2 separate regions of the Mus musculus genome follow, and region 2 is linked to region 1. Evidence: chromatin loops called from intact Hi-C (ENCODE). Cell type or tissue: gastrocnemius. All regions are shown on one strand. Links, peaks and the distances in the headings refer to the core of each region. The heading gives the core; the rest is flanking DNA.

Region 1 (6,588 bases), core at 2,518-5,017:
TGTTTATATGTTTCTTGGCTCTTCTCCCCCTTCCATATTTGTTTTGTTCTATTCCAGCTAGCTTTGTTTTACAGTAGTAGTTGTAGTGCCTGTTTGTTCTCTAATGAGACAGAAAAAAAAGAGTGTGAATTTGGGAGGGTGGGGAAGTGGGGAGAGTCTGGAAAAGTTGAAGGAGAAGAAATTATAATCTGAATTCATAGTAGAAAATCTATTTCAATTAAAGCAGGTTTGAAAATTCTAGGGATAAAATGTCTTAGATTGAGAGTTGTACTGGCTGGTTTTGTGTCAACTTGACACAAGTTGCGGTTATCACAGAGAAAGGAGCTTCAGTTGAGGAAATGCCTCCATGAGATTGAGCTGTAAGGCATTTTCTCAATTAGTGATCAAGGGGGAAAGGCCCCTTGTGGGTGGTGCCATCTCTGGGCTGGTAGTCTTGGTTCTATAAGAGAGCAGGCTGAGCAAGCCAGGGGAAGCAAGCCAGTAAGGAACATCCCTCCATGGCTTCTGCATCAGCTCCTGCTTTCTGACCTGCTTGAGTTCCAGTCCTGACTTCCTTTGGTGATGAACAGCAGCATGGAAGTGTAAGCCGAATAAACCCTTTCCTCCCCAACTTGATTCTTGGTCATGATGTTTGTGCAGGAATAGAAACCCTGACTAAGACAAGAGTTATTTTATTTTTGACACCTAGATTGTTTTGTTAGAGAAAAGAAATGCTTTGTCAAATAATTTTTTAAATGTAGTATATATGTTGACAATTACAACTGCATATGTTTTAAAAGTATAGAGTAATATACATGCTTTAAATTGTTTTAGTGTGAGCTTGAGAATTTCTTCTCAAGACTCCTAAAGACTCCTGTGAGAGGAAGAGCTACTCCTTGAACCCACTCATGACTGGGTTAGTTTTCACTCAGAACACCCATGCAGCTGGCAGCAGTGATTTATGTCCACAATTCCTGTACTTTCAAACTGAGGCAGGAGGCCTACTATGAACATGAGGTTAGCCTGGACTACTGAATGAGACATTATCATAAAAAAGTAAAGAGTCTAAAATCTGTGAAAGATTGGTAGTGGAAATACAGAGCATATCAAATCTTAGGTGAACAAGTGCCTTATTAATATGTAACATTCACAGTGTCTACCTGGTACACAGTGAGGACTACCCAAACACAACTCAAAACCAAAGCAGTATGCGCATCTACCCAGCCCTGCCCAGTCCCACAACTAAAGAAAACACACCCCTCCAAGTGCAGCAAGCACTGCTGAAAGGGAGGAGGAAGGAAAGGGGCATCTCTACAGAGCTGGATGCAGCTTCAAACACACACCAGGACACAGAAAGGAAAAGGTATCAAGTCAACCATCGTTAATTCTGCAAGGCTGACACTGGATATAAACCGTCCTGGAACTCCAAAGTGTTTCTGCCTCAGCCTCTGCACACGAACACAGGTCTGTGCTGCCACACCCAGGCCGGGCTGGCTAACAAGATCTGGATGAAATCAGGAGAAACACGCAGCATTAGCCACATGAAGGCACAGATGCTCTCTCATATTAAATGACTGTAGAGTGCCGTATTTACATGTTTTTAAGCATAATTTTATGGCTATTTTTTGTTTTTTCAAGTGCATTGTATGTCTTAAAGATGAGACAACATTTTATGTGAGTTACGCCAACCCTTGTCTGCAGTCCTCGGGAAGCGAGGGTGAGAGGACAGAGGGAAGTGCTCACTCCATGTCAAGGAGGACAGCACACAGACCACAGCAGCGCTGTCAGGAAAGGCCACAGGGAGAGTATTGTCAGCAGCAAGTGAAATGCTGAGACAAGCCCAGTGAGCCTCCATGCTGACGCTGGGAGGGGATTTAGCATACCTGCAAGCAGCTTCCAGGGATTTTTGGTGTGTTTTGACTAATTCTTCAAATCAGTCATTGCATATCTAATTCTCAACTTTCAGAAAGATATACCTTCAACATGTCATCTATTACAATGTGGGCAGCTGAAAACTTCCAGAAGGTTTTTGTTGTTTTTGTTTTTAATACTTTTTCAGATAAAAGTCATTACCTGAGATGGTCTTGGCACTTTCCATAGCAGGGACTCTTGGGAGAGAGGCGGGCCGGCTGGTTGAAGATGTTCTTAGTAGATGCTCTGCACAAAGTGGAAAGGTCACAAAAGCAAATGGATGAATGCTGAGGTGGCAGAAGTACAGGGAAGGTGACTCTTACTTTTCTTAGCCTTCAGGTTCGTCTCTCCTCCTAATCCAAGGCACTCAACCACAAACAGCATCTTTACTAAAAGTAAATCTCTATAGACCAGGACCATACGGGCCTCCAGTCAACAATGTATTTCTAGAGATGAGAGAGAGACATGCCATGCAGGTGACTCTTTCGAAGTCATTTTTGCCATTTAATTCACTCTTTAAAGCACCTCAATCAAAATTAAGAGGTTCCTTATTACATTGGCCTAAGGCATCAACTAAATAAAACCTTGCTTTTCTGTGCCTACAGTTAGAGGGAACGTCATATATATAAGTGTCCATCAGCAGACCTGGACGATATAGTTAGAATTTCATTAGACAGCCAAAAAAGGAAAATAGTTGATTCTTATTTCAGGCAGCAGAGAAGGGCTGAAAACCATAGTGGTAGTAGGCTGGGCTTTCCCAGAAAGAAGGCCTGGGAACTGCATTTCAGCCAAACAACAACGGAACAAAGAGGAGAAGTCCAAGTCGGGTTTGATAAAGCATGGATTACCTGGACAGCAGGGGAGGAGGCTCTCCAGGGGTGACACTGAGAGCTTTCACTACCTCATCTGTGGCTGAGGACTAGTCTAGTGTCATTGCTGCTGAGCAGCCAGGAATGACACAATCAGATGACGCCTCTATTACGGCTTCAGCATGGTTCTTACCCACAAGCCTTCTTAGGAGTCTCTTTAGTTCCTGGAACACTGGTGCAATCTTTCTGTCCTGCTCACTCTCTCTTCCTGCACACGTCTTATCTAGGGTTACGAACTCAACAGGCTGTGCTCAAGCCAAAAGACATGAGTGCATGTGTTCTGCCTAGCCAGGATTCATATGTCAGAGATAAATGACTAGTATAAAACTCAACAATAATGCCTGTATTTAATAAAGACTATTATTAGCCTTACATTCCAAGAATGCCCACCCATTTCTTTTAGTAGGTCAATGATTACGTATGCTTTAGGATGCCTGAGGCCCCAGGTTCAATGACTGCCAACATCAAGCAAATAACAAACACACAAAAAATACGGCATACAGTACTAAGTCTTTAGAATATCACATATTTTAGTCCCAATAATTCTTTTTTAAAAGATCTGTTGTAATTTTAATTGTGTCTGTATGTGCATAAACACATGCCTGAGTATAGGTACCCTGGAGGCAGAATTAATGCAAGTTATGAGCCACCCAACATGGGGACTGGAAATCACACTCAAATCCAGGAGGAGCTTGTGTTCTCATGCTAATTTTATTACCCAAAAACCTATCTGCAGTGTCCCTAGTTGGTTTTTGATTGGTCAATAAATTTACCAGAGGCCAATGTCTGGGCAGGGAGAGAGAGGCTGGACCAAGAAAGGAGGAAGAGGGGATTCCGCCATGATGAGGGAACAGGAGATGGACCAAGGCAGAAAGGTACAGGAGAGAGAGAGAGAGACAGCTGACATGTAGGTGCAGGGGGAAAGCAGCCCCAGGAGGGTGAGCTGACCAGTAGGGTCCAGGGCAGCAAAGATAAAATATAGATTTGATAAGGATTAACTCCAGGAATATTGGAGGGGAGTGTGTTAGCCACGTGGAGTTAGGGAATGGCCTAGCCATTGAGCTGTTAAAGGTATTTAAAATATAAGGCTGTGTATGTGGTCTTTCTTTGGGGAATCCAGAACATTGGGGCAGTAGAGCGAGAAGCAGGTGTGCACCCGCTGGAAAGTTTAGAGCAAATGAAAATACTACTGCTTCAAAGTCCTCGGAAAAGCAGTACATACTCAAGCATTGAGTCACCTCCCCAGCCCTCAAGAAATCGTTTGCAAGAGTCTTAGGAACTTGTAGTTTGAAATAAAAAGAGGTACTTTCTACTTAGGAGGCCTAGGAAATAGGAAGGAAAGCTTATTTTCTACATAAGGATATATGTGGCTAAAATCATTAGGAATATTATCATAAACATTGTTTGGTGAGTTGGATGGTTTTTCAAGACAGGGTCTCTCTGTATAGCCCTGGCTGTCCTGGAACTCACTCTATAGACCAGGCTGGCCTCAAACTCAGAGATCCACCAGCCTCTGCCTCCTGAGTGCTGGGATTAATGGCATGTACTACCACACCTGACTAAACAAACACTTTAATATAAACAGCCTACAAGCATCAACCAGAGTCCCAAATCCTATCAGCTTTTAAAGGAAGAATATTTCATATACAAATTCTAAAAGACAGAACAGAAACAGGAATCAATGTTTTATTTCCTTCTTTATTGACGTGTGTGCGTTTGTGTGTGTGTGTGTGTGTGTGTGTGTGTGTGTGTGTGTGTGTGTGTGTGTGTGTGTGTGTATGCATATGTGGAGGCCAGAGGTCACTCCTCAGGAGCCATCTACCTTGGCTTCTGAGAAAAGGGTCTCTCACTGGTGCCTGGGTCTTGTTAATTAGGCCAGGTGGCTTGCCAGTGAGCACTAAGGACCTGACTGTCACTGCCTCTCTAGTGCTGGGACTTACATGTGTGCACCTCCTTGCTCGGCATTCTACATGGGTGTTGGCCATCAAACCAAGTTTACACAGAAAGCATTTGACCAACTGGACTATCTCTCTAGACCTATAAGCAATGTTTTAAATTGAATCAATTATGAACCTAAAGTATCATTTCCTTAAAAATCTTAAGTTTTCCAAAGAACAACATAGCAAATTAAGAAGGTAAAACAACTGATAAGTGGATATTAGCCCAGAAACTTAGAATACCCAAGATACAATTTGCAAAACACAAGAAACTCAAGAAGAAGAAAGACCAACTTGTGGATACTTCATACCTCCTTAGAATAGGGAACAAAATACCCATGGAAGGAGTTACAGAGACAAAGTTTGGAGCTAAGACTAAAAGATGGGCCATCCAGAGACTATCCCACCTGGGGATCCATCCCATAATCAGCCACCAAACGCAGACTATTGCATATGCCAGCAAGGTTTTGCTGAAAGTACCCTGATATAGCTGTCTCTTGTGAGGCTATGCCGGTGCCTGGCCTATTCGGCCATCATTGGGAAGAGAGGCCCCTTGGTCTTGCAAATTTTATATGCACCAGTACAGGGGAAACACCAGGGCCAAGAAGTGGGAGTGGGTGGGTAGTGGAGCAGTGGGGCGGGGGGGGGGGGTGTAGGGGACTTTCAGAATAGCATTTGAAATGTAAATGAAGAAAATATCTAATAAAAAATTGAAAAAAATAAAAAACCAGATATCTAGCCAGACATGGTAGCAAACACATTTAATTTCAACAGGGCAGATAGGTCTCTGTGAGTTTAAGGCCAGCCTGGTCTAAACAGGTCCCAGGCCAGCAAGGGCTACACAATGTGACCCTGTCCCAAAACCAGGAGTGTCAGTTTTGATGGAAACTCTGTGAGAATCGCCCCCTTATTCAGTCTTAGCCCTACAATGCACACAGCTGGGAACTGCTCACTCGGCCAGCGCCAGGCTCTGCACCCCACCTGTCTCTCTATAGTGCATCTGAAGGTCCTTCTCTGTCTCATTTCAGCAGACAGTCCCTGATAATACAGCTGCCCTTCCTGAAAAAATGTACCAAAACCTTTTTTTCTTTTTTTTGAGGTAGGAGCTCACTATATCCCAGACTGGCCTCAAACTCTATTCTCCTGCATCAACCTCCCAAGTCTTAGGTTTATAGCTATGTAACACCACACCTGGATACGTTATTCTTCTTAAAATTATATGTAGGAGTAGTTCCACAGTGCTGCTTAAGAGGCATGAGAAAGACCCTAGACTCCAGCCCCAGTGCAAAAAGTAAAAGCACCCGTAGTAACTGGGCAGCCATAAAGCAGGACATGGGCAGTTTCTTAACACATTGTCATTCCAGAAACCCAAGGTAAGAGCGGCACGGGTCCATTTATGTCTGCAGTGAGCAGGCTGGGTTTTGTCTTCATGTAAAGTTGGGTCAGCCCTCTTCAGGAAATGTGACTCACGGGTTATAGTTTATAATGATAAATTCTACTGTGTTGATATCCGAGGCTATTATTGCTCTTATTTTTTAAGTAGTCTTAAGTTTTGACCTTGTTCAGGTACTGAAGTCAGGTCCTCAGATGTGGAGTCAGGCATCTCTGCCTGCTGAGAAACCCCGCAGGTTTCTCAGTTCATTCATCAAACAAAAAATCATGTGAGCATCTACTACTTGTTGGGTAGTGAGCTTACTGAAAAAGTCAAAGAAAGGAGAAGAAAGCAAACCAAACCAAACCAAACCAAACCAAACCAAAACAAAACAAAACAAACTTGAAACTTGCTTGTCACAGAACCCGGAATCTAGAGCAGAACCAAGACAACCACCATTCTGTGAGTAAAGGATTCATGGGAAGAAAAAATAATAATAATTCTGGGAACCAGCTGATGA
Region 2 (2,500 bases), core at 1-2,500, 130 kb before region 1:
GGAGAACAATAGTGTTGAACACCTGACATCGTTCTCTGGCCTCTGGATCTTCATAGGTGTCACACGCGTGCACACATACACTATACAGTTGCACAAACATTCCAGTGTCATTTTCCACAGAATTAGAAAAAAAAAAAGACAGTTGAAAAAATCATGTAAAAGCACAAAGCAATCCCAAGCAGAAAAAGCATTACTGTTGATATCAATACCTGACCTAAAATTAGACTACAGGGCCACAGTGACCAAAAACTAAGTGGAACTAAAAGAAATCCACACAGCTGTAGATATTTAAAGTTTTTATAAGGATGACAGAAATATACATTGGTGGTAGACAGCTTCTTCAAATAGTTCTGGGAAAACTCTCTACCTCTCACCCTACACAAACATCAATTCCCAAAGTACCAAGCTTTATTGAAATGCCCCAAATCTTGAAAGTTCTAGAAGAAAACACACATAAAACCTTCAAGATACAAGTATAACTGAAAACTCACTGAAAAACAAAACAAAACAACCAAACCTAAAAAATTCCCTCCATTGCTTCAGGAAGCAATCCCCAGAATTGACACGTGGAATCGGATGAGAAAAGTGGAATCGGATGAGACTGAAAAGTTTCTGCACAGCAAAGAATATAACCATTGGAGGATGGAGACAACCTGCGAGCAGAAGAAAATTCTTATTATACACCACACAGAGACCTGCTATCTAGCATACATAAGAAGTGCAGAGATTAAACAGCCAAACAAAACCGTCAATTCAACAAATGGGCAAATAAAACCAATGGATGGTTTTCAAAATAAGGAATACAAATGGGTAGTACATATTGAAAAAGTGTTCTACGTCCTTGGTGATCGGGAAAATGGGAATTAAAACTGCTTTGAGATTTCATCTCACCCCAGGCAGAATGACCGTCATCAAGAAAACAAGTTCTTGCTTCCAGAAGCCCCTCCTCTCCAACCCCATTCCCTGGGGACTTTACCTCTCCATGTGACCCAGGGTCCCTTTGACCCTTGTATCCATGTCTCTTCAGACTTACTCTTTCTCCTATTGCTTTCAGAAGTCTCTCCTCCCACTACACCTCCACTTCCTGGGGTCTCCCCCACCTCTTTCCCATAGACCCTCTCAGGCATTACCCCTTGACTATCTCCATTTCTAATGCCACCCAGCTACCCACAGAAGCACTCGCCACCAGGGCCACTGCACTTGCCTATGGTCCAGAGACAGCAACAGCAACCAAAGAGTAGAACACTCACCCAGCAAAGATGAGACCCGGTGATGCCAAGAAATATCTCAGCTGCTGTAACTACAGATGCCTAGATTCCCAAGGCAAACCCACAAACATGACCCGCCAAGTCAATATACTCACCTCCACCAGATGTCAGTAAGCCTACTGCAGAAGACCCTAAGAAATGCAATGTAGCTGAAGCATAAGACGGGGACTTCAAAATAACAATTATGAATATGTCTGAGGACCTGAGGGAGGAGAGGAATAAATCCTCTGAGGAAGTCTGTGAAAATACAGTTGAGTGAAATAATGAAGATAATTCATAACATGAAAGTGGAATTTAACAAGTAGAATCACCAAAGGTGGGGGGCAGGGGAGGAACCTGAAATAAAACTGGAAAGGAAAAATGTAGGATGTCTCACAAAACCTCAGAGGTAAGCTTCACCAAGGAGTACAAGACGTGGAAGAGAGAATCACAGAGTCGAAGAAATGGATATCTCAGCCAAAGAATGTGTCAAATCTAAAAAACACCAGGCACAAAACATCCAGGAAATCTAGGACCAAACATGAATAGTGGGGACAGGAGAAGGAGAAGAAACCCAGGCTAAAGGCACAGAAAATATTTTTAACAAAACCATAGAGAAAAAAAGACATCAGCCTAATAGAAGGAGGTGCCTATGGATATACAGGAACTAAAGAGAACACCAAGTAGGACTAGAAAAGAAATTACTCACGACCCATAATAATCAAAATACTAAATGCACAGAAGAAAGAACATTAAACACTTCGAGGGAAAAACAACACAAAAACAATTCACACCTGTCTTCTGAGTGGAGACTCTAAAAGCCAGAAAGGTTTCGAATGATGTTCTACAAACTCAGACCACAGATACCAGCCTAGGCTACTATAACGTGCAAAACTATTAATCCCAGGTGATAGAGAAAGAAAAACAACCCGAGATAAAACCGAATTTAAGCAATATCTGTCTGCCAATCCAGTTCTACTGAAGGCATTGGAGGGTAAACTTTAGTCTGAAGAGGTTAACCATCTTCAAGGAGATACAAGGAATTCATAATCCTAGAGTAGTTAGTCAAAAGAGGTGCGAAACACCACACCATAACACGACTATAACAGGAACCAATAAACGCTGCACATTTGCGACTCTCAATATTAATGGACTCTATTCCCTAATAAAAAGACACAGACTAAAAGACTGAACTAGAAAACAGGACCCGTCTTTCTGCTGCATCCAAAATACACAGCTTACCATTAAGGATA

What was found. Hi-C counts contacts between places; a loop is a spot of excess contacts. Peaks named below come from ENCODE experiments on the same cell type or tissue, not always from the same donor. Only the 100,000 strongest peaks of a DNase experiment are listed, where the experiment ranks them.
Region 2: a loop joins it to region 1, with 3 times the contacts of the local background. A loop is called at or near these places in 7 of 42 quality-filtered maps.

What each region holds. Positions count from the first base shown.
Region 1 is chr10:75,269,565-75,276,152 of GRCm38, reverse strand. Specc1l (sperm antigen with calponin homology and coiled-coil domains 1-like) reads right to left here. Exons shown (of 16, transcript NM_153406.3): 11 at 2,053-2,136. Among named protein-coding and RNA genes, the nearest start is that of Adora2a, 44 kb to the left of the region's middle. In gastrocnemius, for the core only: no CTCF peak of the experiment used is centred there; no DNase peak of the experiment used is centred there.
Region 2 is chr10:75,400,035-75,402,534 of GRCm38, reverse strand. Gm40694 (a long non-coding RNA gene) reads right to left here and starts at 1,790. Exons shown (of 2, transcript XR_871831.1): 1 at 1,364-1,790; 2 at 284-653. In gastrocnemius, for the core only: a CTCF peak has its summit at 1,369 (motif pointing right); no DNase peak of the experiment used is centred there.